Linked DNA regions of Homo sapiens: region 1 is linked to region 2. A link is an interaction called in ENCODE POLR2A ChIA-PET data of the cell type or tissue named here. Cell type or tissue: K562. All regions are shown on one strand. Links, peaks and the distances in the headings refer to the core of each region. The heading gives the core; the rest is flanking DNA.

Region 1 (16,485 bases), core at 3,622-11,621, 81 kb after region 2:
ACTCTGTAGAAGAGTTAGGAAGTGTCCCTTGAGAAGGCTAGGGGAGGGGAGAGGCATACAGCACAGCATTGTATCTTTGACCGATGGTAGGAAGGCACTACTTCTCTATCAAACTGACTTTTAAACCAAGACTCCATCAAACCGATTTTTATACCAAGGTTAGGCTTTAAACCATGGGTGCTAAAGAGCAACTAAGGAGTTTTAGGCAAGAAGTAGCATAATCAGATGTACAAAAAACAGTATCATGCCTGTAATCCCAGCACTTTGGAAGGCCGAGGAAGGCTGATTGTCTGAGGTCTGGAGTTCAAGACCAGCCTGGACAACACGGTGAAACCCCGTCTCTACTAAAAATACAAAAATTAGCCAGGTGTGGTGGTGGGCACCTATAATCCCAGCTACTCGGAAGGCTGAGGCAGGAGAATCACTTGAACCCGGGAAGCGGAGGTTGCAGTGAGCAGAGAGCACACCACCGTACTCCAGCCTGGGTGACAGAGTAAGATTCCATCTCAAAAAACAAAAACAAAAACAAAACAGGATCACTCTGGCAGCCAAGATGAAAGGCAGACTGGAAGGAGACAGACTAGATGCAGGGAGCCCTGAAGTTGTGAGATTATCTCCAACAGTCCAGGTAAGGTCCCGAGGCCCTGAATCAAACAGTGGTGGTCGCAATGGAGGGCAGGGTTGGGGGAGAGAATAAAGAGGCAGAACAGGTCAGGCATGGTGACTCATGCCTGTAATCCCAGCACTTTGGGAGGCCAAGGCGCGCAGATCACAGGGTCAGGAAAATGAGACCATCCTGGCTAACACGGTGGAACCCTGTCTCTACTAAAAATACAAAAAAAAAGTTAGCCAGGCATGGTGGCACACACCTGTAGTCCCAGCTACTCAGGAGGCTGAGGCAGGAGAATTGCTTGAACCTGGGAGGTGGAGGTTCCAGTGAGCTGAGATCACACCATTGCACCACTCCAGCCTGGGTGACAGAGTGAGACTCCGTCTCAATTAAAAAAAAAAAAAAATGAGGACAGAACAAACAGGATGAGGGAGGTTGTTAAGACACACAGGTTTCCCACTTCGGCAATAGGTAAGTAAACAAAAAAACAGATTGTAGTAAGAGTTTGGAAGAAATAGTACTGACATCAGTATTGGACATGCAAGGTTTTAGGGGCCTGTTGGGATCGTCTTGGAGAGATATTTGGAAGGCAGGCACCTACACTAACCTAGAGTTTAGGAAACAACAACTCAACTAAAAATGCACATATATGTTTTTTTTAATTATTTTTTAGAGACAGGGTCTCACTCTGTTGCCCAGGCTGGAAGGCAGTGGCATCATCATAGCTCACTGTAACCTTGAACTCCTGGGTTCAAGTGATCCTCCTGCCTCAGCCTCCCGAGTAGCTATGGGACTACAGGTGTGTGCCACCATGCCTGGCTAATTCTTAAATTTTTCTTTGTAGGGACGATGTCTTGATATGTTGCCCAGGCTAATCTCAAACTCCTGGCCTCAAGCAGTCCTTCTGCCTCGGCTTCCCAAAGTGCTGGGATTACAGACATGAGCCACCATACCGGGTCTATGAATCATTTTATAGCAAAGGATGTGTTATGTGAAAAGATGACTGAGAATGAAGCCTAAGGGAAAAACAACCTTTAATACATGTACACAGAGAGATGCAGGACCAAGGTAGGCCTTTATTATGAGATAGAATTTAAAATGTTCCTTCAGTTTAGGGGTCCACGAACTAGGGCCCACCCCCTGTTTTTGTAAATAAAGTTTTACTGGAACACGCCATGCCCATCCATTTACGTATTATTGATGGCTGCTTCTGTGCTGCAACAGCAGAGTTGAATAGTTGCAAAAAAGACCATACAGCCCACAAAGCCTAAAATATTTACTACAGGCTGAGTATTCTTTATCTGAAATGCATGGGACCAGAAATGTTTTGGATTTATTTGCATATACATAATGACATATCTTGGCGATGAGACTCAAGTCTAAACATGAAATTCATTTACATTTCTTTCTTTTTAAAGAGATGGGGTCTCATAATGCTGTCCAGGCTGGTCTCAAACTCCTGGGCTTGGCGATCCTCCCACCTCAGCCTCCCAAAGTGCTGGGATTACATCATGAGCCACCACACTGGGCTCATTTATGTTTCATATACATCTTATACACATAGTCTGAAGGTAATTTTAAACAATATTTTAAATAATTCTGTACATGAAACAAAGTTTGTGTTAAGTATTTATGTGTGGAATTTTCCACTTGTGTTACGTAGGTGCTCAAAAAGTTTTGAATTTTGGAGCATTTTAGATTTTGGATTTTCAGATAAGGGATGCACAACCTGTTTTTGGCCCTTATAAAGCCCGCTCACTCATACTTTACTCAACGGCCTTTAGGCAAAGCCTATCCCTATTTCCTACCTCAGTTTTTCCATTTGAGAAATGAAATGTACACTATGTTCAAGTTCAACAAGAACTTAAAAGGCTCATTTTTAATAATTAATCACTAAAAATTTTCCTCAAATATTTTGTTCAACACAACCAAGTACATTTCCAATAAAAGTCAAGGTTTCAAAGAATATAAAAATGTACAACATTGGGCCAGGTGCGGTGGTCACGCCTGTAATCCCAGCACTTTCGGAGGCCAAGGCGGGTGGGTCGCCTGAGGTCAGGAGTTCGAGACCAGCCTGGCCAACATAGTGAAACCTCGTCTCTACTAAAAATACAAAAAATTAGCTGGGCACGGTGGCGGGTGCCTGTAATCCCAGCTACTCGGGAGGCTGAGGCAGGAGAATGGCTTGAACCCCGGAGGCAGAGGCTGCAGTGAGCCGAGATCATGCCACTGCACTCCAGCCTGGGCAGCAAGAGCGAAACTCCGTCTCAAAAAAAAAAAAAAAAAAAGAGTACAGCACAGAATTTGACTATATAGGATTTAAATTACAAGGCAATTTATTGACTTACATGTGCCTACAAAATAAAGGGAATCCCAAATTTTACTTTATATCCAATTCAGAGCATTAACACAACAGTCTACTCCAGAAAGCATTCACCTTGACCTGTTACAAAAGGTCCTGATCTTTTGTAATAGAAGAGAAGAGCCACACAGCAGAGAAGTTATTGCTATCTCCACCACCACTGCCATCATTTTCTGAACACCCGCCATGTCTAGATGCCATTCCAAGCATCTAAGGCCTGTATGTTTCATTCGAGCCCCTCAATAACTCATGAGGACATCCATCCATTTTACAGATGAGGAAACTGAGCCTCAGAAGGGTAAAGAGCCTTTAACTGGGTGCAGTGGCATGCATCTGTAGTCCCAGTTACTCCAGAGGCTGAGGCACAAGGATTGCTTGAGCCCAGGAATTGGAGGCTGCAGTGAGCTATGATTACGCCACTGTACTCCAGCCTGAGCAAGAGCCAGACCCTGTCTCTCAAGGGGAGAAAATGGTTAAGAGCCTTGCCTCAAGTCATCTAGTAGGGAGCGGGTGACAGAACCAAGTCTGACCTCAGAGGCTCTGTACTTAACTACGACCCCATACTTTTGTTACCGACATGGAAGGAGATAACACTTATAAAAGAACAAATGGAATCTGGACACTAGGAAACACATATCTGCTTGTCTTCCCCACTTGGAACTCAATGCATATCTTGGAAGCCAGATTGGTGTCAGCAGCTTAAGAAGGTAACATGTATTGACTGTACCAATGGGCTCTGGCCAGACAGCCTCAGAACCACAACCAGGTGCAACATAGCTGCCAGCAGACAACGTATCAAGTTCCCAACAGCCACCTCAAAAATCAATTTTTTTTTTTTTTGAGACAGAGTCTTGCTCTGTTGCCCAGGCTGGAGTGCAGAGGTGCAATTTTGGCTCACTGCAACCTCCGCCTCCCAGGTTCAAGCGATTCTCCTGCCTCAGCCTCCTCAGTAGCTGGGACTACAGGAGCGCCCCACCATGCCTGGCTAACTTTTGTATTTTAGTAGAGATGGGGTTTTGCCATGTTGGCCAGGGTGGTCTCAAACTCCTGACCTCAAGTGACCCACACACCTTGGCCTCCCGAAGTGCTGGGATTACAGGCGTGAGCCACCATGCCCGACCAAAAATCAACCTTTTAAACAACTCCCCTCCAGAAACAGAGGGAAGCCGACACAAGAAATAAAAAGACCTTTGTAAATCAGATATTACAGTAATGTACTCTAAGAGGTCATATGATACACTCAGTGGCAAGAACATAAGCTTTCACTTCAAACCGACCCAGGTTTGAGTTCTGGTTTCAACACAAGGCTTATGACAGTAAATTACTTATCTTCTCTGAGCCCACTCCCTTGATGAAATAAAGAACCACACTCTCTGCCAGACAGTCCAGGGAATTATCAGTACCATAATAGAGAATTTAGTTGTTCAGAGTCAAAGCTCCCGAGTTATACAGACTGAGCTTATCTCTCAGCTCTGCAACTTACTTGGCATGAGATAGGGGCCTAAGGTTTCATCTTTAAAACAGAAAAAAAGAAAACAGTACCTACCTCTTGAGTTATTCTGAGGACTGAGGAAGATATTTAAAGTGCTAAAAAACACAATGTCCGGCCCAGGATGCGCTCAAATGTCAGCTGTTACTACTATGATTAATGTGTCTGGCACACAGTAAGCACTCTAAGAGGCTTTTCATTAGTGTAAGTTATAGACCAAATGACAACTTCCAACTTCAAGACCTGATCTTTAGGGGAAACAATGTCTTTCCCCGAGGCTGTGAAATTAACTTTCACAGCTTTAAAGGAGTGGCAGAAGCACATTTCCTGCAACAAAAACCACGGGCTTGGCTCCCTCTTGTTAAATGGTAGGAAGGTTTCTTCACCTGCTTCTTCACACTTTATTTAAATACTAAATACAGCCGGGCGCGGTGTCTCACACCTGTAATCCCAGCACTTTGAGAGGTTGAGACGGGCAGATCACGAGGTCAGGAGATCGAGACCATCCTGGCTAACACAGTGGAACCCCGTCCACTAAAAATACAAAAAATTAGCCGGGTGTGGTGGCGGGCACCTGTAGTCCCAGCTACTTGGGAGGCTGAGGCAGGAGAATGGCATGAACCTGGGAGGCGGAGTTTGCAGTGAGCCGAGATTGCGCCACTGCACTCCAGCCTGGGTGACAGAGCGAGACTCTGTCTCAAAAAAATAAATAAATACTAAATACTACTACTGGTACTTTCAGGCAGGCAACACCCTTAACCTCTAAACAGAACGAACTATTTTCCCCACATATGGTTTTCAGAGCACTAGGAAGAAACACTGAAACAGAAAGGCATCTGTTTAGAAGCAGAACTTTAACTCCTTGTAAAACAGCCTGCCCGTACCTGTGGCCAAAGCAAAAGCAAACGGGCTAAGTGGCCCAGACCCTCCTAACTCTGCCTGTCTTTCAAGAGAACTCCTACCATCCCCAGCATGCAGTTGCTTTTGAGCTCCCTTTGTATCTCAAAATCCATAAAAATGTTGAGTACCACAGATCGTTCTTTCAATCATCAGTTCAGAATACAGAAACAGACCAAAGGCAATGCAAAGACAATCTATAATTTAAAAATTCCTTGACCTCTATCTGCCTCGTAAGTCCATCTAGCTAAAATGTACATTTCATATAAAGTTCAATTATTAAAAAGCCAGAAAAAATCCATAAAACCCTCTGAATCTTAGAAAGCTCTCTCAGATGCATTTTAAATTTTCAAATAGCTCACATGCCTGCACTTGTTAACTTTTCGTCAAATGACTTCAGCTTTTTTTATATAGGCAGGTAATTATATTCATTCCAGGACTTTAACATCCTAAACACAAAGTTTAACCGGCATTATAACCAGCTTAACAGAAAAATCCTCTTCCATTAAACAGATCCGATTCAAGGGGTATCTAAGAAAAACAGGAAAACAGTTTCCAGATACAGCACTGGCTTTTATCCACCACAGAAATCAACAACTCAGCTTCTACAAACTTTAACAAGTTTGCTTTAAATTTCTAAGCCATTTGAAATAGAATATGCACAAGTGGTTAATGATCTTGTATTTTCTTCCCACTTAAAAAAAAAAAAAGAAGCCATTTATCACACTCAAGTTCTAACAATTAAAAAAAAAAAAAAAAGCCTACCAAAAATCAAATCCCAAACCACAGCCATCCTCTCCAGAACTTTGCAACAGTCTAGTTCACATCTACAAGCCTTACTTTTGTTTGGAAAGCTAGGGGGAAGGAAAGCAGCCTGTTTTAGATTTCATTTCTAGGGAAATAGAAATAGACGCAAAGCCTCAAGGTTACACAGTACACACAGAGAACATCCTGTCCACTAGCCTAAACACACTCTAAGCATGTACACGGCTAATGGCCAAACCACCTGCAAAAGTTCCATTTGCGGCTGGGAGCGGTGGCTCACACCTGTAATTCCAGCACTTTGGGAGGCCAAGAAGGGGGATCAAGAGGTTAAGAGATCAAGACCATCCTGGCTAACACGGTGAAACCCCATCTCTACCAAAAATACAAAAAATTAGCCAGGAGTGGTGGCGGGCGCCTGTAGTCCCAGCTACTCTGGAGGCTGAGGCAGGAGAATGGCGTGAACCTGGGAGGCGGAGCTTGCAGTGAGCCGAGATCACACCACTGCACTTCAGCCTGGGCGACACAGCAAGATTCCGTCTCCAAAAAAAAAAAAAAAAACACAGCTGGGCATGGTGGCAGGTGCCTGTAGTCCCAGCTACTGGCAGGAGAATTGCTTGAACCTGGGAGGTGGAAGTTGCAGTGAGCCGAGATCGTGCCACTGCACTCCGGCCTGGCAACAAAGCGAGACTCCGTCTCAAACAAACAAACAAAAAGTTCCATTTGCTGGGTCTCACATGTTGCCTACAAATTCGAGATTATGCTGTTTTTCATTTTATTTTAGAACAGTCACCTTGTATCCAACTGATCCAGCCCACTTTTACTGCCAAGGTGTTAACATGCATTACATTTGCTGAAGACAGAAAGAAAATGAAATAGTCCCAGCCCCTACCCTGAGGACACACCCTCACATCCCTACTCCTTCTCCATCAGCTAAACTGTGTGTGTGCAGATGTGTGTGTGCCTGCTGGAGTCTGGGGTGCAGGGAGGTTGGTGGTAACAAAAGACCATGAGGCTGAGACAATCAACTAGCCAGGGTTTTCTGAGAAGAAAGGGCACAGGCAGGGACACTGGGCAATACATGCTTCTGTCTAGTTCTTTTCATCTCAAGCATGGTTCACGCAGTAAAAGGTCTCCCTGGACTAAATCCTGAACTAATAAAAAGCCTTTATTTTAGAGAGAGCAGGGAAGTATGTAATTGTTAAATATCAAGGAGCTAGGAAACACAATTAAAACTTTGAACTGGGAGGTGAAAAGGAGGGGTAAAAAAACAACAACTTTGAACTGTAAGGTTTAAAAAAGTTAACCTACCTGCATAGGATTCTCCTAAATTAAAAATAGGATCTACACAATGCTCAGTGTTGCCCCTGCATCTCAATGAACATACCAACATACCTTTGAATACGCTCCTTAACACTAGCACAAGTGTGAGACTTCTCACCAAAAGCTAGTATCAAGTATGCACACGCGAATAAGTGCTTACTATTCCATGCTATGGTTCACATCTATTCTTTTAAGGCACTGAGAATTTCAAAACACGACTCTCTGTAATTTGCTCTCCAAAAACTGCTTTTATTAGACACTGGCAGGCCTCAAACTTTCATGTCTTAAAGCAAGACAAATGCTCCTATTAAAAAGGGACTGGCAGCCCAGGAATGCCAAAAGCTGCAAGAAGTCCAAAGCAATCTCTCATATCATCACCTTTATATATACATGCACGCACATACAGTTGATTAACAGGAGGCACTCCAGCTTTCTAAAGGAAGTTCTTTTAACTATATCCATACTTGCTACATACAATGTAGCAAGAGTAAGAGATAAAGACTGAAAGTATCCTCATGAAAGACATTGTCCAAAAAATCCAAATTCTTTTTTTTTTTTTTTTGAGACAGTCTTGCTCTGTCACCCAGGATGGAGTGCAGCAACACAATCAAGACTCACTGCAACCTCTGCCTCCTGGGTTCAAATGATTCTCATGCTCAACCTCCTGAGTAGCTGGGATTACAGGCATGTGCCACCACACCCAGCTAATTTTTGTATTTTTATTAAAATAGAGACAGGGTTTTGCCATGTTGGTCAGGCTCAAGTGCCCGGCCCCAAAATCCAAATTCTTAAAATTACCAACCTGTACAAAGCTATACCTATTCATATTTGACAATAAAAAACACCTGTGAAGACCATTTGTTGTCCCACTGAAAACTAAGGAGCATGGGCTGGATGCTTGAGGCCAGGAGCTCACAACCAGCCTATACAATGTAGACCCTTTCTCTATGTATATGTTTAACATGTAAGAAAGAAAAGAAAGAAGGCTGTGCACTGTGGTTCTTGCCTGTGATCCCAGCACTTTGGGAGGTTGAGGCAGGTAGATCACTTGAGCCCGGGAGTTTGAAATCAGCCTGGGCAACATGGTGAAACCCCATCTCTACAAAAAAATACAAAATTTAGCCAGGTGTGGTAGTATACGCCTATAGTACCAGCTACTGAGGTGGCTGAGGTAGAAGGATCACTTGAGCCCGAGAGGTCGAGGCTGCAGTGAGCTATGATTGTGTCACTGCACTCAAGCCTGGGTAACTGAGCAAGACCTTGTCTCAAAAACAAAAACAAAGTAAAAAAAAAAAAAAAAAAAAAGCACCAAAAAACAAGGCACATGGATGAAAGGAAATGTGTCATATGCTAGGAAAGAATAGAAAATGACCAACTCTAGTTCAAAGGAAATATAATAATTTCTATTATCTACCTGTTTCAAAAAGACTATAGTAAACAGCTAAGCTAATGCGTTTGAAACTGAAATTAAGACAAAAACTTGATTGACCATCACGTTTAATACCAGAATCCATTCCTAGACTTGTAAAAACAAAATAAAACTCCTGTTAACACCCTACTTAAAACCTTCAATGAGTCTGGTGCCGGCAGCATACAACTCCACCTGCCTCCATATCTGCAGGCTCTCCTCTGCTTATTCCTTGGCCTCACCAATCCTGGGACTCTACAGTCATGAACACTCATTAAGTTTCTTGAATAATGTGGTTTTACAGCTCTATGCCTTTGCCTCCCCTCCACCCGGAATGCCCCTCAACTCCACAGCTCTCTGAAAATGCCCACTCATCTTTCAAGACCAAGGTCAAACTTCATCTCTTGGAACAGCCCCATTTCCCTAGGCAGGCTGCACATTGCACCCCGTTGTGTGTCCCTTTGCCACTCACTGGGAGACAAAGTTCATCTCTCTCCTAGAATGCAAGCTCCCTAGAATAGGAAAGCCATGTCTCACCTCTCTTGTTACCATCTTTACTGCTTTGCACAGGGTCTGACAGAAAGAAGGCACCAAAAATATTTGACTAGAAAATAAACTGAGAAAACACTGGGATACCATTTCACATCCATCAGATAGGCAAAATGTTAGAAAGCTGGATAAATGATGGTGTGGATATGAATAAACAGGAACTCTCATATGTTGCTGATGGGAATGTGAGTTTGGTAAAATTACTTTGAAGAGTGATATTTTTCATCTCTCGCCAAGCTGAAAATGAGCACTGTCAAAGCAGCAATTCTGCTTCAGGTTACATACATTAGACTATTATTTGTCAAATATTGTCCTGATCAGCTTATTTTTAAATGAAGGGATATTTATTCATATCTCAAGTATGCATCTCTCACATTGTATGCGTAAATATTTTTTCAGGGTAAATATTTTATAAAACTATAATTTCTATTACATGTAAATATTTATGCATATATATATGAACATTATGCAAATAAACACACACATATTTTGGGTATCAATGTAAAATACATTTCTTACTGTGTCTAGTGAACAAAAAAGGCTTGAAAAACACTATCCCAGAAAAACACATATGTGCTCAAAAAGACACTCATAAATGTTAATTATGACACTGTATATAACGGTGAAAAACTGGAAATAACCTAAATGTGCATTAACAAAATGGAAAAAATATGGTACACATATAACTCAATATAAATGAACTGGAAACAAATGAAGTAAAGCTACTAGAATACTTCTAATAATATCAATAAATCTTAAAAGTAATATTGAATCAAAATGTATATTTATATAAACATACAAAATACTACATACATACATATATGAGAAAATAAACATGAATGGTATGATGACAATTCAAGAAGACAGGGAGGGAAGCGGAATCAGGAAAGACATCACAGGAGGCTTTAGTGTAACTTCAGGTGTTATTACCTCAAAAAAAAGTTCTGAAGACAATGTTAAAATCTGACAACTGGGAAATGGATGCTGTTCATTATTTTATTCCACATATTTGTTGTGGTGCTTAAAATATTTTGTCATTGAAAACAATGTAATAAACAAATGACTAGAAAAAGTCAAAAAAAAAAAAAAAAAAAAAAGCAATCTTTAAAATGTCCTGGTGTTGGCCGGGCACAGTGGCTCACTGTTTAGGTGGTCAAAGTGGGAGGATCACTTGAGGCCAGGAGTTTGAGAACAACCTGGACAACCTATCAAGACTCTCTGCCTCTAAAAAAAAAAAGTCCTGGTGTTTATAGTTCCAAATCAATATATATTACACGTGATTTTTTTTTTTAAAGCTAACATTGGTGTGCTTATGTGTTAGATACTGTGCTAACCACTACTACACAATTTCACTTACTTGGTAACAATGACCCTTTGCAGCAGGTACCATTATTTTCTGCTAGACTGTGTCACTGTCTCTGATCTTTACTCTTGAGGGTCCAATTGTACTCATCATTCTATATTTTCTAAGGGCAGAAAAATGGACTCATCTATTTAGAGACAGGGTCTCACTCTGTCACCTAGGCTGGAGTGCATTGGTGCAATCATAGCTCACTGCAGGATCAACCTGCTGGGCTCAAGCAAACTTTTTAAAATATGCAGCTACAAAAGCAAATTTAAACCCTAATTTAAAAGCTGATTTTGCCGGGCATGGTGGCTCACGCCTGTAATCCCAGCACTTTGGGAGGCCGAGGCGGGCGGATGACTTGAGGTCAGGCGTTCAAGACCAGGCTGGCCAACACAGTGAAACCCTGTCTCTACTAAAAATACAAAAAATTAGCCAGGCATGGTGGCACACGTCTGTGGTCCCAGCTACTTGGGAGGCTGAGGCAGGAGAATCACTTGAACCTGGGAGGCAGAGGTTGTAGTGAGCTGAGATCACGCCACTGCATCTAGCCTGGGCAACAAGAGACTCTGTCACAAAAAAAAAAAAAAAAAAAAAGCTGACTTCATAAATTATTAGAATGAATGAGAACATTTTTCCCACTAACATTGCATGGGTTTCAAACCAATCTTTTTGGCGCTAACTTTGTCTAATTACTGTTGTTTAAAATGTAAAAATACAGGCTTTCTTTCTTTGAAAGTGGCTAGACAAAACATCTCACCATTTCAATATTTCCTCTATGGATATTACATGATATAATTGAAGTTACTATTAATATCCTCTGGTGTGATAATGGTACTGTGTTTATGTAAGAAAAGTCCTTATTCTTTTTTAATTTTTTTTTTTTAGACAGTCTCACTTTGTCACCCAGGCTGGAGTGCAGTGGCACGATCTCGGCTCACTGCAACCTCTGCCTCCTGGGTTGGAGCAATTCTCCTGCCTCAGCCTCCTGAGTAGCTGAGACTACAGGTGTGCACCAGCCACCACGCCTGGCTAATTTTTGTATTTTTAGTAGAGATGGGTTTCTGCCATGTTGGCCAGGCTGGTCTTGAACTCCTGACCTCAGGTGATCCACCCACCTCAGCCTCCCAGAGTGCTAGGATTACAGGCATGAGCCACCGTGCCTGGCCTTTTAATTTTTATTTTGAGATGGAGTCTTGCTCTGGCACCCAGGCTGGAATGCAATGGCATGATCTCGGCTCACTGTAACCTCTGCCTCTTGGGCTCAAGTGATTCTCCTGCCTCAACCTTCTGAGTAGCTGGGATTACAGGCAGACGCCATCACGCCTGGCTAATTTTTGTAGAGATGGGATTTCAACATTTTGGCCATGCTGGTCTCGAACTCCTGACCTCAAGTGATCCACCCGCCTCGGCTTCTCAAAATCCTGAGGTTACAGGCATGAGCCACTGTGCCCAGAAAAACAGTCCTTATTCTTTGAAGATGCATGTTAAAGTATTTACACTGAAGTCTCACAGTATTTGCAAATTATAAATGGCTCAGCCAAAAATATGAGATAGCAAATATAGCAAAATATTGAGTCTACATAGTAGGGTGGTATACAGATATTTATTTATACTATTCTAATTATATGTATCTGAGTTATTTTGTTTTAGAGATGGGGATCTTGCTATATTGCCCAGACTGACTTGAACTCCTGGGCTTAAACGATCCTCCAGCCTCAGCCTCCCAAGTAGCTGGGACTACAAGTGCACACACAGTGCCTGGCTTGTATCTGAGATTTTTCTTTTTTTTCTTTTTTTTGAGAAGGAGTCTCGCTCTGTCGCCCAGGTTGGAGTGCAGTGGCATGATCTCGGCTCACTGCAAGCTCCGCCTCCCAGGTTCATGCTATTCTCCTGCCTCAGCCTCAGAGTAGCTGGGATTACAGGCACCCGCCACCAAGCCCAGCTAATTTTTTGTATTTTTAGTAGAGACAGGGTTCCACCGTGTTAGCCAGGATGTTCTCAATCTCCTGACCTCGTGATCCACCCGCCTCGGCCTCCCAAGTGCTGAAAGAAAAATTTCCAGTCCATAACTGTTAAACAAGAAACTTAATATTGCCATTATTATGCAATTCAATCTGAATTACCCTTATCAACTAACTTCCAAAATAAAATAAAGTTTTACCTGCTTTTCGTAAGTTTGGTTTTATTCACAACTATGTGGCAGCTAAAATAAAGATCTACAGTCATATCCATGTTAAAGGCCTACTACTATATTTTAACCAATAAATATTACTACCAACCCAGAGTTTGTTCTGCAATATCATTAATCATAATTTGAAGCAGCCCTCTCTTGCTATGGACAAGCTTAGACACTTTTTATGTGACTAGAAGTTATATAGTAATTTAGAAAATCATAAAACTGATAACCAATTTCCTCAATAACATTTCCAAGTAATAAGCCAAATTTAGGTTAAAGAATCTATAACACCTTGGCCAGATGTGGTGGCTCACACCTGTAATCTCAGGTAGGAGAGGTTCTAAAACATGGAAGCTTTCTGAAACCTATTGTTCATAATGCCAGGGATCAGGAACAGTGATGGAGAAATTTACTGGGTTGAAATTACAAAATTATTTGAAATAATTCTCACAAGGGCCTGTCCCATCCACTAAGCCATACTGTCTCTCTAGATGTATTCCACATGAAAAACAAAACTGAAACAAGACACGAGGGAACTGTAAGTTTCCATCAAGTGAACAAATAGATACTCTCACTCCACAGGATAGAATCAGAAGACATTCTTAACTAGCTCCCCATATTGGACAAGGGCCATTAACATCTTGACTCAACTCTACCATCCGTAACAACAGCAAAAACTGATTCATTCACAGAGTAGGCCAAAGTCTGACCTCAGCAGGGCAAACAAAGCATTTGAATTATTAGATAAGCAGATTATGAACACTGGATAGCATTTTAATAATTATACCTTCAGGATGGGCATGGTGGTTCACACTTGCAATCCTAGCACTTCAGGAGGCCAAAGTAATAGGATCACTTGAGCCTGGGAGTTAGAGATCAGCCTGGGCAATATAGTGAGACCCTGTCTCTACAAAAACATTTGTTTAAAATTATACTTTCACAATACTCCATCTAATTCCAGGGATCCATTTCTAGAAATGAAAGGATAACAACACATCATTACTAATGGCGTAAGACTGAGACTTTTCCTAGTTAACATTAACACAGGTTTCTGAATGTGAAATATTTCACTGCCACATTTTAAAATTCCAAATGAAGGTGTTAAAAGGTTTTCTACTTTGAACTTCTAAAAAAGCCCTAGTAAAAATTCATACCAAGAAGGTAATAAATTGCAGAATTTATCTAGTTTTACTGTGCATATTTCTCTGCAAAGAGAATAAGATTCAAAATGAGATTTTATGTCATAACTCTATCTTCAATTCTGTATTCCCTAGAAGGCAATACCAGGTATACATATGGTTGTGAAGGCCTTTTACATTCACACACACACACACACACACACACACACACAGAAAATAAGAGTTGCATGTATAATGTCTACATATAAAATCAGAATATTCAAGTTGGAGAGACTTAAAATCATCTAAACCAACTCCTTATTTGATAGATAAGGACACAGATAACCCAAGAAGGAAGTGAAAGCCCCAAGGTCTCTGAGCCGCACAGAGCCAAGGACGAAAGCCCTGGACGGTCCTCCAGGCAGTCTCCTTTCCTCCCAACACTCTGCCTCTCCTCTACCAACCTTCAACCACCGCTGAACTCCCAAATCAGGTCCTCTGAGTTAAAGGTTGAGGGTACAAGCTAAACTATGAATAAAAAAAAAAAAGTTTAACTTTTTGTTTTCCTTTAATGCTCAAGGTAAGTAATTTTATCACATAAGCCCAGTCCCCCAGCAAAGCAGAACCCGAAAGACATAAGATATTCACAAATGGCCAGGCACGGTGGTTCACGCCTATAATCCCAGCACTTTGGGAGGCCAAGGTGGGTGGATCACGAGGTCAGGAGTTCAAGACCAGCCTGGCCAAGATGGAGAAACCCCGTCTCTACTAAAAATACAAAAATTAGCTGGGCGTAGTGGCGAGCTCCTGTAATCCCAGCTACTCGGGAGGCTGACGAAGAGAATTGCTTGAATCCAGGAGGCAGAGGTTGCAGTGAGCCAAGATTACGCCACTGCACTCCAGACTGGGCAACAGAGCAAGACTCAGTCTCGAAAAAAAAAAGATATTCATAAACAAAAATTCACGGTGTTCTCCAGGTGGAAAAAAAACAAGAAAAAAATAAAATCCACAATGTGGGACAGTTCATGGGAGCTAGGCCTATACAATAATGCTCCCAAATATGTAAATGAAAGAAAAAAGCGAAACAACATTCACTGTGAAAGACACTGTACGTGATCCAACCCAGTATCCATTCTCTCCTTCTTACTATCAAAACCCCGATTGTATTCAGGGCAGTCAAAGAGCCTTGTTTCCCAGCCTTTCTTGCAACGAGACACTTCTAGCTCAGGATGATCAGGGCAATGTGTAGGGAGGGACACTCAGAAAAGTTCCTTTGGTCATTGGAGGAGGGGAATAGTCTCAGCTAGCTCTTAGCCTTCTGCCTATTCACCCCTTTCTTCCTCCCACTGCATGAAACAGTGACGTGATGGCAGAAGCGATGCCTTTAAGATTAAGTAATGCACTGAAGAGGGCTGGGAATACACACTGCGGCAATCTGGATTCCCTGATGACATGAAGCCCGCCCTTATCTGCCTCCCTAACTTACCATCACAACTACATTATTCCAGAACTGTTACTACCAGCCAACTACAATTCCTAACTGATCTGTCCAGTAAGCAATTACATGCTAAATACATTCACATACATTTCATATAAAATAACCTCAAAACAAATTATAAGTATTTCCTTCCTTTTTCGGTTGAGGAAACCAAGGCAAAGAGATAACAAATCCAATCTGTGACTGAAGCCTATAGTTATTCCACTGTATTTTACTTCTTCAAATGTCACACATCTGAAAAAGTCTATGATTTTTTCTTTTCAAGATAAAGGGTCTTGCTCTGTTGCCCAGGCTGGTCTGAAACTCCTGGCCTCGGCCCGGCACAGTGGCTCATGCCTGTAATCCCAGCACTTTGGGAGGCTGAGGTGGGTGGATCACCTGAGGTCAGGAGTTCGAGACCAGCCTGACCAACATGGAGAAACCCCTTCTCTACTAAAAATACAAAATTAGCCCAGTGTGGTGGCACATGCCTGTAATCCCAGCTACTCAGGAGGCTGAGGCAGGAGAATCGCTTGAACCCAGGAGGCAGAGGCTGCAGTGAGCTGAGATCACACCATTGCACTCCGCCTGGGCAACAAGAGCTAAACTCCGTCTCAAAAAAAAAAAAAGAAAAAAGAAACTCCTGGCCTCGAGTGATTCTCCCACCTCAGCCTCCTGAGTCGCTGAAATTACAGTCATGAGCCACCTGAAAAAGCAGAGGCATTTCAAAAAATTATCTCAATCATTCTCATATAATGTGCCACAAATCCATTCACTGTCTTCTAATTCATTAAAACCCTGCCAACCATGATTGGATTTCAACCTGTGAGTAAATTCTTTACCAAGAGTCCTCCTCTGGCTGACTGATAAGTGATCACACCTCCAGAAAAGTATCAGGTATGGCCCTACTGGTTGCAGAGTGTCAGATCATAAAAAGCTCAGCCCCTTCTCCATACAGCAGCCCAC
Region 2 (16,485 bases), core at 7,348-15,347:
GCCCTACCCGGGTGCCCTCCCTTTACCCAGCTCCTTCCCATCCAGCCGGGTCCTGATCCAGCCCCCTGCTCCAGGATGCCCCCTCCTAGCGGTGTGTGAGGCTTTCATGACCCTTCTTCCTCCTTTCCCGACAGATCAGCGGGGGAGGTGGGCTGAGCCGCCCCTCTCGTCGTCACCCCTGCCTTGGCCGCCCAGCCGTGCTGGGAGAGTTTGGTGGCCGTGGCTGGCACTGCGGCAGTGCCCATGTCAGCTCTGGCGCCTCTACCGAACTCCCTGTTTTGGGGGCTCTTTCCCTACCAGGGTCACGTCGATGAGGAATCTACGTCCCTCCCAGCCCGGTTCCCACCTCTCAGGTGGGGCAGATGCCAGAGGCCTCCCGGGTCCACGCCCGCGGGCCACTTGGACCGCCCTGCCCCGGCCAACCCCGCCCCACCCAGACTCCCGCCCGCGAGCGGGTGCCGAAGCACGAAGCACGTACGCCCCCTGGTGGCCGTGGCGGGGACTGCCGCGCGGACTCCGCAGCCCCGCCCCACCCCGCCCGCCCAGCCCAATCCCACCCGCTCCGCCCTGCTCGCCCCTGCCTGCTCACCTACTGGGCTGCGCTGTCCACGCCTGGAGCCCGGGCAGCTTCAGTTCCGCGGAGGACAGGTGTAACCCACAGAGTGATTCCTTTACCGGGGCCTGCTAGGCTCCGGCCCACGAGGCAGGACTGGCGGCGTTCTCACGTCCTGGAAGTCAAGGCCCCAAGGGGACCGAGGCGCTGCCCAGGCTCCCCTGACTGCCAGCTCCGGCCTGGCCACCCAGTCCGCCCCCAGGGACCGGACTGGGTGCGCCGTCCACCCTTCCAGTACCTGGAACATTCTCCGCGGATTGGGAGGTTCTGGGTTCTGCCCTAGATTCCCAAGCAAAGTTGCTCCTTTGCTCTTGTCACTTGCCAGCTTCGTGGTTTTTGTTTTTTGTTTTTGAGACGGAGTCTCGCTTTGTCGCCCAGCCTGGAGTGCTGTGGCGCAATCTCGGCTCACTGCAACCTCTACCTCCCCAGGTTCAGGCGATTCTCCTGACTCAGCCTAGCTGGGATTACAGATGTGTGCAACCATGCCCGCATAATTTTTGTATTTTTAGTAGAGACGAGGTTTCACCATGTTGGCCAGGCTGGTCTCGAACTCCTGACCTCAAGTGATCCACCTGTCTCGGCCTCCCGAAGTGCTGGGATTATAGGCGTGAGCCACCGCGCCAGGCCTGCTTCTCTAAAGATCCCTGCAGCACGGAGAGGCTGCTAGGGCCCGTGCTTCTGAATAGGTAGCCAGCTGTGGCTATTGATTATCACATTTTTCGTGGTATATAATTTTAATTAATTTTTAATTTTAAAACAAGTGTAAATTGTTCTGCAAAACAACTTTGTTTTGTAGGACTATGCGGCACTTTAAATATTGAAAGTGTAGCGTCCAAATTGAGATGTGCTTTGTGAAATACCCCCTGGATTTCAGAGTTAGCACAAAAATAACGAATCGAAACTATCTCATTCCTTTACTGTGAATTACATGCTGAAATTTTTGTTTGTTTTTTGAAACAGAGTCTCACTCTATTGCCCAGGCTGGAGTGCAGTGGCGTCATCTCGGCTCACTGCAATTTCTGCCTCCCAGGTTCAACTGGTTCTCCTGCCTCAGCCCCCTAAGTAGCTGAAATTACAGGTGCCTGCCACCATGCCCGGCTAATTTTTGTATTTTTAGTAGAGTCGGGGTTTCACCATGTTGGCCAGGATGATCTCTATCTCCTGACCTCAGGTGATCCACCCGCCTCAGCCTCCCAAAGTGCTGGGATTCAGGAGTGAGCCACGGCGCCCGGCCTCACACTGAAGTATTTTTGATATATTGAGTTAAATGAAACATTTAACCTTTTTTAAAAAACGTGGCTACTAGAATGTTTTTAATGATAAATGTAGATCACATTCTATTTCTATATTTCTGCACTAGGAAGTGGGTTTGAGTTAAATCTAGTTTTATTTTCTGACCGTACTGCAGGTACCGGAGGTTGGGGAAACCATTGTCAGTGGAAATGGGGATGTGTATGGGGAAAGGTCCTGATCCTCAGAGACCACGCCCATAGAGTGAGCCCTGGGCAGGAGGTCAGCCAGGGAGCATCTCATAGGGCCCAGGCAGCATGAGGTTCACACAGACATAGGTACCCACAGCCCCAGCGGGCATTGGGGGCAGGCACTGAGCTTGGCACAGCATGATTCTTGGAAAGAACACGTATGGATGGCCTGAAGACCCAGGTTCTAGCATGGTTATGCCACTGTGTGACTAAGCCACTTGGCACAGCACAAGCAGTTAATGTCCTGTTCTACTCACCGAAGGGCTCACTGCAGTGAGCGAGACTCGCGAGGGGAAGCCCTCTTCAGCCCTGCCCATGGTGGTCCTCTCTGGAGGAGGGCATGTTTCTGGAATCCTGATTTGTTACCAGCACATAATTTTCAAGTTGGCAGAAATGCATCGTTTAGCTGGGTGCGGTGGCTCATGAGAGCATTCTTATTTTTGTGCTAACTCTGAAATCCAGGGGGCATTTCACAAAGCACATCTCAATTTGGACGCTACATTTTCAACATTTAAAGTGACACGTAGTCCTACAAAACAAAGTTGTTTTGCAGAACAATTTACACTCGTTTTAAAATTTAATCCCAGTACTTTGGGAGGCCAAGGTGGGCAGATCGCTTGAGCCTAGAAGTTCAAGACCAGCCATGGGCAACATGGCAAAACCCATCTGTATAAAAAATACAAACATTAGCCGGACGTGGTGGCTTGTGACTGTAGTCCCAGCTACTCAAGAGGCTGAGGTGGGAGGATCAGTTGAGACCGCAGTGAGCCATGATTATGCCACTGCACTGCAGCCTGGGCAACAGAGTGGGATCCCGTTTCAAAAAAGAAAAAGAAAAAGAAAAAAAGAAGTGCATCTTTAAAAGCCTTGTCCTATGCGCGTGAACACATGAGTGGTGCGTAGCAGGCCCTGATGCGCTGCTTACAGAATTGAGGAAAGCAGAGGCAAGGCTGCCCACAAGGAGGCCGCAGCTTCTTCAAGGAGCCTCTTGCCGCGTGCTGGCTGGCCTTGGTGGCCAGGACCCCAGGAGAGGAAGCTGAGGGAGGCCTGAATGCCAGCCGCACCTGGCATCCGGCACCCCCTTCTAGGTTCATTGCCAAGTACCGGCAGCCAGAAGGGTGTAGTTTTCTCTTAGGGAGTCCAAGTCCGTTGTTGCCACCTCTGACCCCTCGACACCAGGTCCTGGGAGCCAAGTCTTGAGCCCCAAAGAGCTCTGAGGAGCCCAGGTCCACAGAAGTGCCCTTTTTTTGAAAATAAACACCCTTCACTACATAGGTACACACACGCGCGCGTGCAGACACACATGCACACACACACATACACACAGCCAGAGGGAAATGCTCCTATCTTTTATCTTCTAACATTAAATCCCTGGTCAGGATAACTATTCAGTCCCAAGACGTTGGGGGGTGCACACACAGTACACCCTGAGGCCCGAGAGAGCAGGCTTGGGCCCAAGTTGCACTGTCCGGGACTCAGGGGGGATGAGCCCCTGAGATGCTACTTACAAATAGGGCTGCTCAGCCTGCCAGGGGGCTGCAAGGCCTCTGCAGCTCCAGGGATTGTGGGAGTCAGAAAAATCCTTTGTCTTGGTTCTGGGTGGGAAGCGGGACACCCCCAGATCCAGTGTCACAGCCACTCATTCCCAGGAGGACAGAGCAGTCTTCAGAGCCAGCAAGAAAGCTGTGGGGCTCAGAGCCCACTAGCTTTCTTTTCCAGGACAACGTGCCTCAGAAACCCCGGTCCCCTTCCCAGGAAAGGAACAATGACTCAGGCAGGTAGTGACAAGCCACCTGCCACTTGGGAAACAGCTAGACTGAGGCTGAGAGGTTGAGTGGTGCTGGGTGAGATTACTGGGGTTGGTGGAGGGGGGAGGTCGGGGGACCCAAGTGCCGGCGACTGCACTGAGACTTCTCCTGGGAGGGGTTTAAAAGCAGCTGCCTTATTGAGATCAATGGAATGACTGCTCACGTGACCCATGTACCTCTTAAGTCCCCTTCAGGCTGGAAAGTGCTCTACACCCCCAATGCTCTGAGTCTAAAAACTCTAAACCTGTGTTGAAACGCTGGTGTTTCGTGGTTAATATACAGCATCCTCTCTCAGTTACTCTATCCTATGACGGGGCACTGTTTCGCAGCCTGGGTGGAGTTGAGTCACAAGGTGGCAGAGTCAGAACCTACTAGTCTAGGGATGTCAGTTTACAGCTCAGTACCCAAGGTCCATGAAAGCCCAGTGAGGAGCCTGAAGTTGCACAGCTAAAGGAAGGGCTGGGACTCGAACTCATGGCTCTGTGGTTCAGTCCTTTGGCTAAAGGGTCCATGAACGCCACCCACAAAGAATGTATTGAATGTTTTGCTTCTGGGCTCTGGAGGCATCCAGGGTAGCTGGGGGGTTCCCTGCCAGTGAGGAGGGAGCAGGCACTGGCACACCATTCCTCAGTAGCCCGACCTCATTCAATCTGGCAGGTAGGTATGAAGCCGGGTCAACCGGCGCGAATGCATCAGCATGTAGGGAAGGAGAAAAAGGAGTTTAGGGGAATAAGGAGAAAACAGTGGAAAAGAGCTGGAATGAGAACACGCGAACAAAGCAACACTATTTCCTTTGTCTTAAGGTCCTGCTAACAAAACCGTCTCCATTAGACTGAGCGGCATCGCCATCTGGTGGTAACTAAAGGCAAACGCTTTAGAAAGGAATCGAAACGGTCTAATCCAGCGATTAGCATTTTACCATGCAAAACCCACCGTTCCTCATCTCCCAGGAGGCTTAGCACTTGGCAGAGGACCACCTGTTTAGGCAGATCAGTCCCAGCAGGAAGCTGCACTGTCCTTGAACTCCAGGCCACGGAGTATCCTCACTCAGCGTGAGTTGACAGGGCTTAGAAGGTTTAGGCATGGGGGTAGATAGGGACCTTCGGGCTTTCCACGGCTCTAGTGGAGGAGCCTCACAGCCCCGTTCATAGCCAGCAGTTGTGCATCTGAGTTCCAGGTTCAAGGACAGGCCTCTGGGCAGAGCCTCTTGGTTATTACTGCCTAAGGGTGCCACTCCCTTCCCAAACTAATTTAGTCATCTGCATTCTAAGAGCTGCTCAGCCAAAAGAAGCCAGCGTCTGCTGCTCAAAGGAGCCAGAACAGAGAGGGTATTTTAGAAAACCAGCTGAGAGTAATCATGAGGGCTATTATCTTATTGATCAAGGTCCAGCCATTTGCCAAGGTATATACACGTTTATTTAAAAAAGTTTACAGTTTTCATTATACACAACTATTAAGAGGTTATAGTCAGAGGAGGCATGTGTCCTGTTGACAGACGTGCCTACTAGATCATCACAATGCAAGGAGAAAGGTGGAAGGGAGGAGACAGGGCGAGGAAAAATAAGCGATAAAAAGCTTCAGATTTCAGTTAGGGGCTGGCAGTCCCTTTTATCTTTTCAAGTATCACACAATATGTACCAAATACAATCTGTAAATAATGGCCATTTCTTCCCAAGCCCACAGCCAAGATGAGTGTTAGGCTAAATTCAGAGCCCTGGCTCTTCCTCAGATGAGTGGAAAACCTGCGCATGACAGGGCCGGCTCCCCCTTCTCAAAGGGCTTCCTCCCACTCATCCCATCCCTAACAGAATCGCCGAGGTGTTCACGGGCCAGAGAAAGCACAAACATGGATTCAGAAGTCCAAAGAAATGCAGTTCGTTGCGCCCAATCAGAGATAGATGATTTCATTCAACAAGGCTGGAAGCCCAGTTGGGAAGTCGATAAAAAATCTTGCTAACTTTTTTAAATGGCTTTTACTTTTCTAAGTCACTGAAACAAGGAAGGGCCACATGCCATTTAAAATCAAACACTAGTTCCCAGAGACTTGGTGTCCAGAAACTTGACCCACAGAGGCTAGCGGAGGATCTGTCTTTCATGATTCTCAGCCATCCCAACGGGAGGCCTAACATAAAGCATGTGCCAGGCCAATGCCAACTAGGACTTCAGGGGGCCTTTGGAGGGAAAAATTCCTTTGAGAGGAGACATTCCTCAGGAGCTTAGATCAGCCAGCTGGCAGTCAGAACAGCTTTTGAAGTGGATGAGAAATGTTAGGTACTGGAGAGATGATATGGCAACTCCTGATAATGACCTCACTAGGATAAAATGCTGGTTGAAACTGCACAGTAACCTCAAGGAGGGTGATGAAATTGACGACAAAGCCAAATGTCAGTGTCTAAGATGGCTACCACTGACCCTGTGCCCAAAAGCCCCCCGGTGCTGGGGCTTCCAGAGGGAGCCCAAGGGTGGTGGATTCAATGTTGCCAGGTTGCAACCATCTTGCTTGTTGGTGTTTGGCAAGAGCTTGAGCTCAGTTATGTGAACAGGGGCAAAGAATGGCTTGTGCTGGTAAAACTCAAGGGAGGATCCAAAAACTATGGGCACTAAAAAGGGGAGGGAAACCGCCAGAAGTGGCTCTGACCTGCTGCCGCTGCCACCACCTCTAAAGCCAAGAATGTAGAGCCTCTGCCCAGGGATCTGGATGCTCTCCTGAGTGTTGGAAGGGCAGCCTGGAAAGGCATTTGGTGGTGAAACACCGCTGCTCCAGACTTACGCTACCATCTATTGTTGGGGGCCCAGAGTCCTTGGATTCACTGCCAGGCCTTCTTCCAGATCTTTCTGTACCTGTGTGTTTGGGCTCCTACTCCCACCTCTCCCAGGCGCAGGGAGAGGACAAAAAGCATAAGGGACTCTGTTCAACCCAGCAAAAGTCAGTTTCCCAGTGGAGAGGCAAAGCCCCACCCAGAACATAAACATGCATGGGACCAAGGTTAGTGCCCAGACAGGACAGACTTGCACAGAACAAGAGGGCACAGTGGGATCCATGCGGCAATTACAGGAGCTTCCAGCACTAACAGAGGAGCCTTATCCCACCTTCATCACACACACTTAGATGGACACACACACACTCTCGCTCACACTCTCACACATGTGCACACATACACACACTCTCTCTCTCTGCAGCCACACTCAAATCTGCTAAACTCCTACAACCTCCCCCAGCAGGTCATTTGACAATTCTGCATCTTCCGCTCTCTGGTGCTGGGGCTCTGGTCAGAGGCGAGCCAATGTCTTATCATTAGAGAGATGTGGGATTAGGTAAGGGGCAGAGTCATGGCACTGCTCACACACCTTCCCGAAACTGGGGTCTATTCAGTTTTTTGACAAGATCAAAAGCAATTCTTAACTGGTCATTATTTTTTTTTAAGGTAATTAGAACACTATTGTTTATACAATATTGAAAAAATACAATTTTTTATTGTTTGAACTCAAATCACCACCCAGCACTTTAAGCCTACCCTAAATAGCACCTACAATAAATGTCATAGCACAAGCAAACTGCAAAGTCAGCAGGTAAGCAAGTTAGACAGTGCCAGCAGAGAGACCCTCCCTCCCCCAAAGCAATGAGAAGACAGCGTGCTAGGTAAGAGTGAAGTACACCATTACATGTTAAATAGTTAATACTACCCTTCCAGCAAGCCACAGATGCTAGATGGATAACTCAGTACGGTTAACTAACCACAGCCCTACATCACTGCACTTTTTTTTTTTTTTAAAGAAAACCTTTTGCTTCATGCCCGTAATTAACATAAAGTAAGTAAATTCTTTGTCTTTTTATTTAGGAAAATAATCATGCTAAAAGCAAGTTGTACTTTATATAGATTTTCAAACAAAAGATTGATTGTGCTTTTTGAATAAAAAAGATAGGGTATCTTCCAACCTCACTGACTTAAACCTTGTGGAATACAGCACTTCTAAACTAAAAACACACGTCAAAAAGAAAAATTAAATAATCCCAGTGGGATGCTCAAAAATCGTCTTTAGAAGGTTTTAGGATTGGCTAATTCTGCTATTATCTTATTGGCTGCGGCAAAAAAAGAACACAGAGCTGCTGTCTAAAATTTCTCCAAACTCCCCTCCGAGTTCAGCAGGCAACACTCAGATTTGAAAGAAACTCTGCAGCAACCTGGACATATGGTTAGCTGAGTCGACATTTGATTAGCAGGCATTTTAAACTGATTTCCTCTTAACATACGCAGGAGAGAAAACATTTTCTTCCTGCAGGGCATGTTCTACTACATCATATTTCTGAATCCCTTCTTCCTATTCGGTCACTCTCTGAAAAAAGCTGGTTTGTTTTTCCCATGTAGAATCACTCTGGGTACAAGAACCTTTATTTGTTCCAATTATTATTTGTTTTAAATTTAGAACCTGTGTTGGGTCTAAAATACCCATTTCCCACTCCCACAAGCAGATGATGACCAGGCTGCTGCCAAGAGCAGCAGAAAAAGGGAAAACCAAACCAGAACATGAAGGCAAGTACCCAGGGCTTTGCAGTCACCACGTGGGTCGTCTTCTCAAGTCTAATGGTCCATGAGCGGCTTGTCCAAGGAGGCGGCCGCCTCTTGGTAGGTGAAGATGAAATCTGCAACCTTTCTAAGCACAATACACACACACACACACCAAAAAAATAACCCCCCCAGAAACACAACCCTCATATTTAAAGCTCTTAAGTTCAGGGTAGCGGTCTCAAACTGCCAAACACTAGGATGAGGATGTGACTCTGCATGTGTTTTGGATGAGAGGAAGCATCGTCCCAGTCACTTTTCTCCTCCTGTGCTGTCCTTTCAAAAACAGGTCTGGATTTCACGCTCTACCCCAAGAAAAAGAACTGGTTCAGAAAACACTTCCCCAAGTTTCTCCAACAGAACACTGTGGCTGCAGGGCCTGGTAGTGTGAAGGGCAGCAACTGACATATAAAAATGTACTTAAAATCAGAGTCAAAAAATGGTTTTAAGTTTTAATACTCTTAATTAGCTCCCTGCTTTATACTGTAACTCCACAGAAGACATAGGGCCACCTAGGATTCACAGGAAGGAGCAGCTCTGATTCTTACATGGCTGGCTCCGATGCCCCCACAGCAGGCCTCTTCCTCCCCAAGTTTTTCCTCTCCATTTCAAAAAAGCACTATTTTATCTTCACATCCAAGAGCTGGTTGGTTTGGTTTGTTTCTTTGGAAACCAATAAAAGAAGCAATTTTTTCCTGTTCTTTTTACTCACATCTACCTATCAGAGCGGCTATTTCCTTCGACAGTTCAGTAGCACACAGGCTGACTTGGCCACATGGACTCATGAATGCATGCATTCAGACCGCATATTGCTACCAAATGGAATGTGGGAATATGCTATGCACCTCAGGTTGAGAAATGACCAAGAAATCAAGATCTAAAGGGTGATATATAATATATATATATCAATGCTATTATTCATAAAAACCTTGTTTAGTAATAAAAAAAATTGCTTTGTTTAAATATGAATATTATAGTCTGCTTCTCATGGTTAGGAAATAATAGTCTTTCTGAAAAGCAGGTGCTTTTTCTACTACAACTCCATATCCTGGGCCTCATCTTCGGAAAAGTCAGACATAGAGCTCTCCGATGAGCTGTCCCCGGTACCCTCTTCCTGTTCTTTCAGCGCCTCCTCCGTGGCGTATTTCTGGATGTACTCTGCACGGGGTGGGAGAAAGACAACAAGGGCAGTGAGTGGGCAGGCATGTGCTTTGGCGACCCCAAAAAGCTGGCAAGGCTGCGGAGGTTCAAACTTACCTTGAACACCAGGGGGGACAAAGATGACAGTAATCATGATCACTACAGCTAAGGAGAATCCCATAGGGAGACTTCTTTGGGACAGGGTTTCTGCATTTTGCCCCCTGAGGAAAGGGGTATTGGGAAGAGCAACACAGCAGGCTCAGCTTGCAGGGGAATGTGTGTGCTGCAGCACCCCAAGAACTCTTCAGGGACCAGGGAAATGGGAGCCCCACGCTTTCTTTTTACTTTCATCTCCCAGATAGTATAGGACCAGTCATGATTCCATAGTAATTTATAAGGAAATCCTTCATCATTTTTAGATCTGCAGTTACATAATTACGGTCAGTCCAGGTCTATTATTTTAGGAATCGATTTTAGTCTAAACAGATCCTGCCTGTCAGGTTTTTGAAGCAGCTGGCAAAAACCATCGCTCAATCTGCTCAGGACTAAGCTGCTATACGGAGACACCACTCGGCTCTGAGTGGTTTTTCCATGTATAATTTACCTGAAGGTAGATTTCCGCTGCTACAGCCTTGGTGGAACCCTAGGCTGAATAAGACTGCTGAAACGGCTTTTAAGAACTGCTGAATAAACAAACTTGTTCCTAAAAACTCTAAGTGCATACTGTTTTCAAGTGAACAGCCTCCACACAATAGGAAAAGACATGACAGAAACCTATTCAAAATGCAAGCCACACAAAAACACACCCTTGTGGCTTTGTTTTTCCTCCTATAGAGTTGCGGGGACTCACTGCAATAGGAAGATAAGCTGAATGGCCAAATGGGCCTACCAGATTTGAATAACTAGCACAGGGCCTAGCTAAGAATGTTTTTATATTTTAAAAACTGTCTTAAAAAATAATAAACAGAATGTGTGATAAAGGCCACATCTGGCCAATGTGGTCCTTTACAGAAAAGGTTTGCAGACTTGAGACTTAGAGCCCTTCAAATTCATTATAACAAAATTTTATGCTAATGATTTTGATGAGATTAAAGTAGCCCATGATTAGGTAGGAATTTACCTTAATTGAGAAATATTTATTCAAACTTTAACAATTTTATTTTTAACCTCTAATGGGTTGACTATTTTGCGTCTTCCTTTGTAGAAGATAAATATTGACCTTTTTTTGACACTAGAATTTGATACTATCAGCCCTCTTTAATGTATTCAAGGAAACAAATGTATATTAAGTACTTACTAGGACAAGGCCTTTGAGAGAGAGAAAGGAAGAGCAAGGTCACCAATGAGGAGGAGGAAACAGAGGAAGATAAAAGGAGCTGCTGAGTGTCACCAGAGGGAAGCAGTTACGGACGAAAAACGGCCGAGGCAGTCCCAGCCACACTGACCCCCAAGTCCTGCCAGCTATGGCATAGGAGAGGCCACTCCAGGGAAAGGCTTTGTTTTGTTGAAAGTAAGTGGCTGGGATGTTTAAACACAACCTTAAGAGAGAACTATGGCCAGGTGCAGCGGCTCATGCCTGTAAACCCAGCACTTTGGGAGGCCAAGGCGGGTATATCACCTGAGGTTAGGACTTCGAGACCAGCCTGGCCAACATGGTGAAACCCCATCTCTACAAAAATACAAAAAACTAGCTGGATGTGGTGGCACATGCCTGTAATCCCAGCTACTCGGGAGGCTGAGGAAGGAGAATCACTTGAACCCGGGAGGCAGAGGCTGCAGTGGGCCGAGATCGCACCACTGCACTCCAGCCTAGGCGACAGGGCAAGACTCCGTCTCAAAAAAAAAAAAAAAAAAAAAAAAAAAAAAAAGGAGTAAGGGCAAAGATGTAGATTCCACTCAGTATCAGAGAGCCCTGAATGGCAGGCAAAGATGTCACCCAGCAAAGGGTTTTGAGCAGGGAAGTGACAGCTTTAGACAGCTCCAATGGTGCCCAGTGCTACGGGCTATCCAATATTTAAACACTTTTTCAAACATGTACTATAATACAGCGCCAACTAAATATGAACACTGACTGTGTTAGCTGTGTTGGGTTGGTGGTGACTGCCACACAAATGGAAATGTCCAGCAGCAGCTTGGGAGAGAGGCCAGGCCTAGACACACATTCAGAAATCATCTCCCTGGAGGGGACTGACTGAAGCTGTGAGAGGTGAAACAGCTCCTCAGGGATGACAAAGGAAGAGAGGGAGCCCAGGGACCGAGTCCTAAGTGAATGACCACATTTAGGAAATGGAATGAGAAGTTTCCAGAAAGATGAGGGTAAAATGTAACACTTGCAGAAAGGTCCAGCAAAATGGGACTTGAGAAGAGTCCAAAGGATTGGGAAGAAATGAGGGCACAGATTAAGCAGAGGAGGGGAAAAAAACTAGAGGAGTTTAAGGTGAGGACGCAAGAAGTTTGAAAATGAAAAGGAATAAACAGCATGACTCCTAAGAGAGCCCACAGGAGCAGATCACTGCTCCTGAAACAGGGAGACCTCTGATGGGGTGGAGGAGGAAGACTGCATTGGGAGGGGGCGGGGGGTTGGGGGAACAAGATCACAGATTGGTGGTGGGAGTGAGTTTGAGAAATGAGGAAGGGTGTCTCTTATTTATTTCCTATAGTTAGGAACAAAGAAAAGATGCAGGAGGGAAGGGAGAAGATATCAAGGCACAGTAGGAAGTGGGGGTGAGCTCAGGTCTGATGGCCATGATTTTCTGAGATTACTAAGGAAGACAAAATGATAGCCAACATGAACATTTCCGAAGGCTAGGGGTCCGTACGCTGGAGTGAGCCATTCTAAGATAAATGTAGGCTCGGTTCTTTTTGTAAATGGGACTATAGCAGACATGTACTGAAACAGGGCTACTGCTAAATTGTTGAGACAGAATGCATATGTGAACTAGAGAAATATACTCTGCTCCAAGATATCTGTGGTTTGCAGACATTGCTAAGTGATTCCTATGTCAAAATTTTAATATAGTCTCATAACAGCACTTTATCTGGCTGAAACTGACTGCCTTTTTCTTCAAATACATGTTTGCTTAGCTATATATTTTGCTACATAAATTAGATATTAATTTGCAAAGCACTTGAGATCTAATTAATTATAGTAAATTTATTTCTGCTTTATCTCAACAACAGCTCCAAACAATACCCTATAGAGACCTTGGAAGAAGAATTAGAAAACAAATAGAAGAAAAGCTATTGTTTCATGAATAGTCCCTGTTTGCCTCATACCTGCACATTTCAGAGTGAAGACCTGCACATTCAAGCTCTGGTAAATTACTTCTACTGCCACCTCTTGCAAATGTACCTCAGAGAGGCCACACATTTTGAGGAAGCAAACATTCTGGACTGCTATGCAGATAGGCCCATCATGTGAAAAACTGGCTAGATACTAATGCCTGCCATTGGTTAAAAGCAGCAGGTATATTTCACAAACTTTGAATTCCTTTGCTTCTTGGTGGAGCTTCATGTATCTAGACTTTTCACTATGAAAGTTCTGAAACATACACAGAGGTAAAATGGAAAATCCAATGAACCCAGGTGGAGCTTTAGATTTTTTTTCTTTTTTAAAGACAGAATCTTGCTCTGTCACCCAGGCTGGAGTACAATGGCACAGTCTAGGCTCACTGCAACCTCTGCTTCCTGGTTCAGGCGATTCTCTTGCCTCAGCCTCCCGAGTAGCTGGGACTACAGGCGCGTGCCACCACACCAGGCTAATTTTTGTATTTTTAGTAGAGATGGGGTTTCACCATGTTGGCCAGGCTGGTCTCGATCTCCTGACCTTGTGATCCGCCTGCCTCGGGCTACCAAAGTGCTGGGATTACAGGCGTGAGCCACCACGGCCAGTCGCAAACTTATCTTCATTTAAATGAAACTCATATCCCATCAGCACGTAAACTGTTTTAAGGATGGGAAAATAGGATTCTAAATCGCAAAGGATGAGCAAACTGGTGCTACTGCCACCCGAGGTTGGTGAGCACTACTTCAGCCCACAGCTGTCTCTTTTTAGGCCTAAGAAAAAGTATTAGGAACTAAGTAATTTAAGAAGGACTTTTAATGACTGAAGCCCAACAGATTTAAGTTCTTTTGTCTCCAGGTTAAACTACCCATCCTCTTACCTTTAATTTTCTGCTTGTATTCTTCTGGTCGGTGGAGGTACATGGCTGCAGCGTCACCATTGAGAGGATCTATGGGGTTAGGATAGGCCAATAACTGAGGCAGGAAGGACTCAAATATATTGGTAAGATCTGAAAAACCAAACAAACATGTCACACATGGGAAATGCAAGTTCACCTAAAATTCACTTGCATTCAGTAGTCAAGCTGCTTACCTTCTTAGATATTCACACGGGGATGATTCTCCATACGAGTGTGCTCTATTACATGTGACTTGTATTACACATTCATTTCAATACCAATTTAAACATTTTAATTTTAATTTGAAGAACGAGATAAAGATATACCTGACATTCACTTTGAAGGACAATTTTCCCAATTCTATTTCACTCTATTTATATGGCTATTTCACACAGCCATTTTCTACAGCTTACAAAACCCCCCACTCTGAAAGGTATTCAGATGCTGGGTCTTAAAAGAATTGAAGACAGTTTTTGTGGGGTTTTTTTGTTTGTTTTTTTTTTTGAGACAGAGTCTTGCTCTATTGCCCAGGCTGGAGTGCAGTGGTGCAATCCTGACTCACTGAAACCTCTGCCTCCATGTTCAAGCGATTCTCCTGCCTCAGCCTCCCAAGTAGCTGGCACTACAGGCACCTGCCACCATGCCTGGCTAATTTTTGTATTTTTAGTAGAGACGGGGTTTCACCATGTTGGTCAGGATGGTCTCAAACTCCTAACCTCAAGTGACCTGCCAGCCTTGGCCTTCCAAAGTGCTGGGATTACAGGTGTGAACCACTGCGCTCAGCCTTGAACACAATTTTATAGGACTTGACATTTAATTCAATTCTTGCAACTTCTAATGGAGGTAAATATAACCAATTTTTCAATTATTCTGGGTAATGAGGATAGGAATCTATATGGACCACATAAGACTACAAATATTCATAAGACAGATAAGCACCAATCTACTGCATTTATTTATTTAAAAAAGTTTTTTTTTTGAGAGAGGATCTCACTCTGTTGCCCAAGTTGGAGTGCATAGGTGTGATCATACCTCACTGCAACTTCAAACTCTTGGGCTCAAGCCAACCTCCCAGCCTCAGTCTTCCAAGTAAATTGGACTATAGGCATGTGCCACCATACCCAGCTAATTTTTTTTTTTTTAAATAGAGACAGGGTCTCCTTATGCTGCCCAGGCTGGTCTTGAACTCCTGGACTCAAGAGATCCTTCCATCTTGGCCTCCCCAAGTGCTGGGATTATAGACGTGACATTTATTAACTCCTTTCTTGCCAGGCATACACAGATGATATCTACACACAGTTAGCAAACAACAAACACCTGCAGTTACCCAGCGTTTTAGAAAAGCAGGCCCTGAGAACCTGGGTATAACACAACCCACACACCCCATAGCTCAGATATGCTGTAACTTCCACACTCTGCTCCTCAGTGAACTGCAGCACCCCTGAGAAATGGAAGGACATGAGAATGCTTCCATGTCTCTGCCCCACTCCAGCTGCTTTGTCATGTTTTATATAAAACATTCCTGTTTCTGGAGACAATGCTGAAGTATACTAAGTAGCATAAAAAACTACTCATTAATTTAGTCAGCTCTTTCAACCAATTTTGCTTTTAACAATGGGCGCTCCTTTGCAGTATTACAGATGAATGCTTTGCCAAGCCACATTGCTTGAGATTTGTGGTTCTCAGCCAAGGGTGATTTTGCTCCCCATGGAATTTGGCAATGTCTAGAGACATTTTTGGTTGTCATATCTAAGCGGTGCTACTGGCATCCGGTGGGTGAAGGCCAGGGAAGCTGCTAAACACCACAATGCACAGGACAGCCCCACAACAAAGGATTATCTAGACCAAAATGTCAGCAGTGCTGAGGTTAAGAAACCCTGATCTAGATAAAAGCGGTAGGCAAACCTTTTTGTAAAGGGTCAAATACTTTTAGGCTTTGCAGGCCACATATGGTCTCTGTCATAACTACTCAAAACTCAGCTCTGCCACTGTAACACAAAAGCAGCCAAAGTATAGGTCAACAAATCGATGTGGCTGTATTCCTATAAAACTACATATACAAAAACAAGTACCCAAGGTCTGCCCAACTTTGCTCTAGAAAATCTTACCTATAAGAGGTGGCTCTTATCACTGTAAGGTTAAGAAGCTGAGCAGTTAGAGACTAATCTAGAGCTGTGTTACTCAACCGAACTTTCTGCAGTGATAAAAATGTTTTATATGTGCTCACCTAAACCAATAGCCACTAGCCATAAGTGGCTACTGAGCACTCAAAATATGGCCAGTGTGAATAAGGAAATTAATTTTCAGTTTATTTAATTCTAATTAAATTTAAATAACCACACATGGCTAGTAGATCCTGTATTGGACAGTGCAGGTCTAGAGAATGATGGGCTAGAGGGTCCCATGACAGCTACCACGTCCTGTTCTCACACACCAGGTATTGACACAGAGCAGCTCTGCCTTACAACAAAAGCCACAGACTTGGGGTGATTTCATCAGAGTCTATTTCACCTTCATAAGGCTGACTTCAGAACGGTCCTAAAGAGCCACTTTATAGTAAGGTTCTCATGTACCACGAAAGAAATCCTGACACTCCTAATCAAAAAAGCAAAACAAAAATCACCTTCCTATATAACCCCCAAACTATCTGCAGTAAGATTTTCACCAATGTTTTATCTACAATTTTTTTAAAAAGGG

Evidence for each region. ChIA-PET counts read pairs that join two places held together with the same protein. Peaks named below come from ENCODE experiments on the same cell type or tissue, not always from the same donor. Only the 100,000 strongest peaks of a DNase experiment are listed, where the experiment ranks them.
Region 1: POLR2A ChIA-PET joins it to region 2 with 5 read pairs; 5 of 35 experiments call an interaction of 5 or more read pairs at or near these places.

What each region holds. Positions count from the first base shown.
Region 1 is chr7:129,910,374-129,926,858 of GRCh38, forward strand. All of the region lies in intron 1 of UBE2H (ubiquitin conjugating enzyme E2 H), which reads right to left. Among named protein-coding and RNA genes, the nearest start is that of UBE2H, 34 kb to the right of the region's middle. In K562, for the core only: no CTCF peak of the experiment used is centred there; no DNase peak of the experiment used is centred there.
Region 2 is chr7:129,825,437-129,841,921 of GRCh38, forward strand. UBE2H (ubiquitin conjugating enzyme E2 H) reads right to left here. Exons shown (of 7, transcript NM_003344.4): 6 at 13,771-13,899; 7 at 5,296-9,625. The coding sequence ends at 9,501. Among named protein-coding and RNA genes, the nearest start is that of MIR183, 59 kb to the left of the region's middle. RefSeq lists a silencer at 271-620 and enhancers at 941-990, 9,225-9,884, 10,619-11,154, 12,862-14,061. In K562, for the core only: no CTCF peak of the experiment used is centred there; a DNase peak (open chromatin) is centred at 10,445.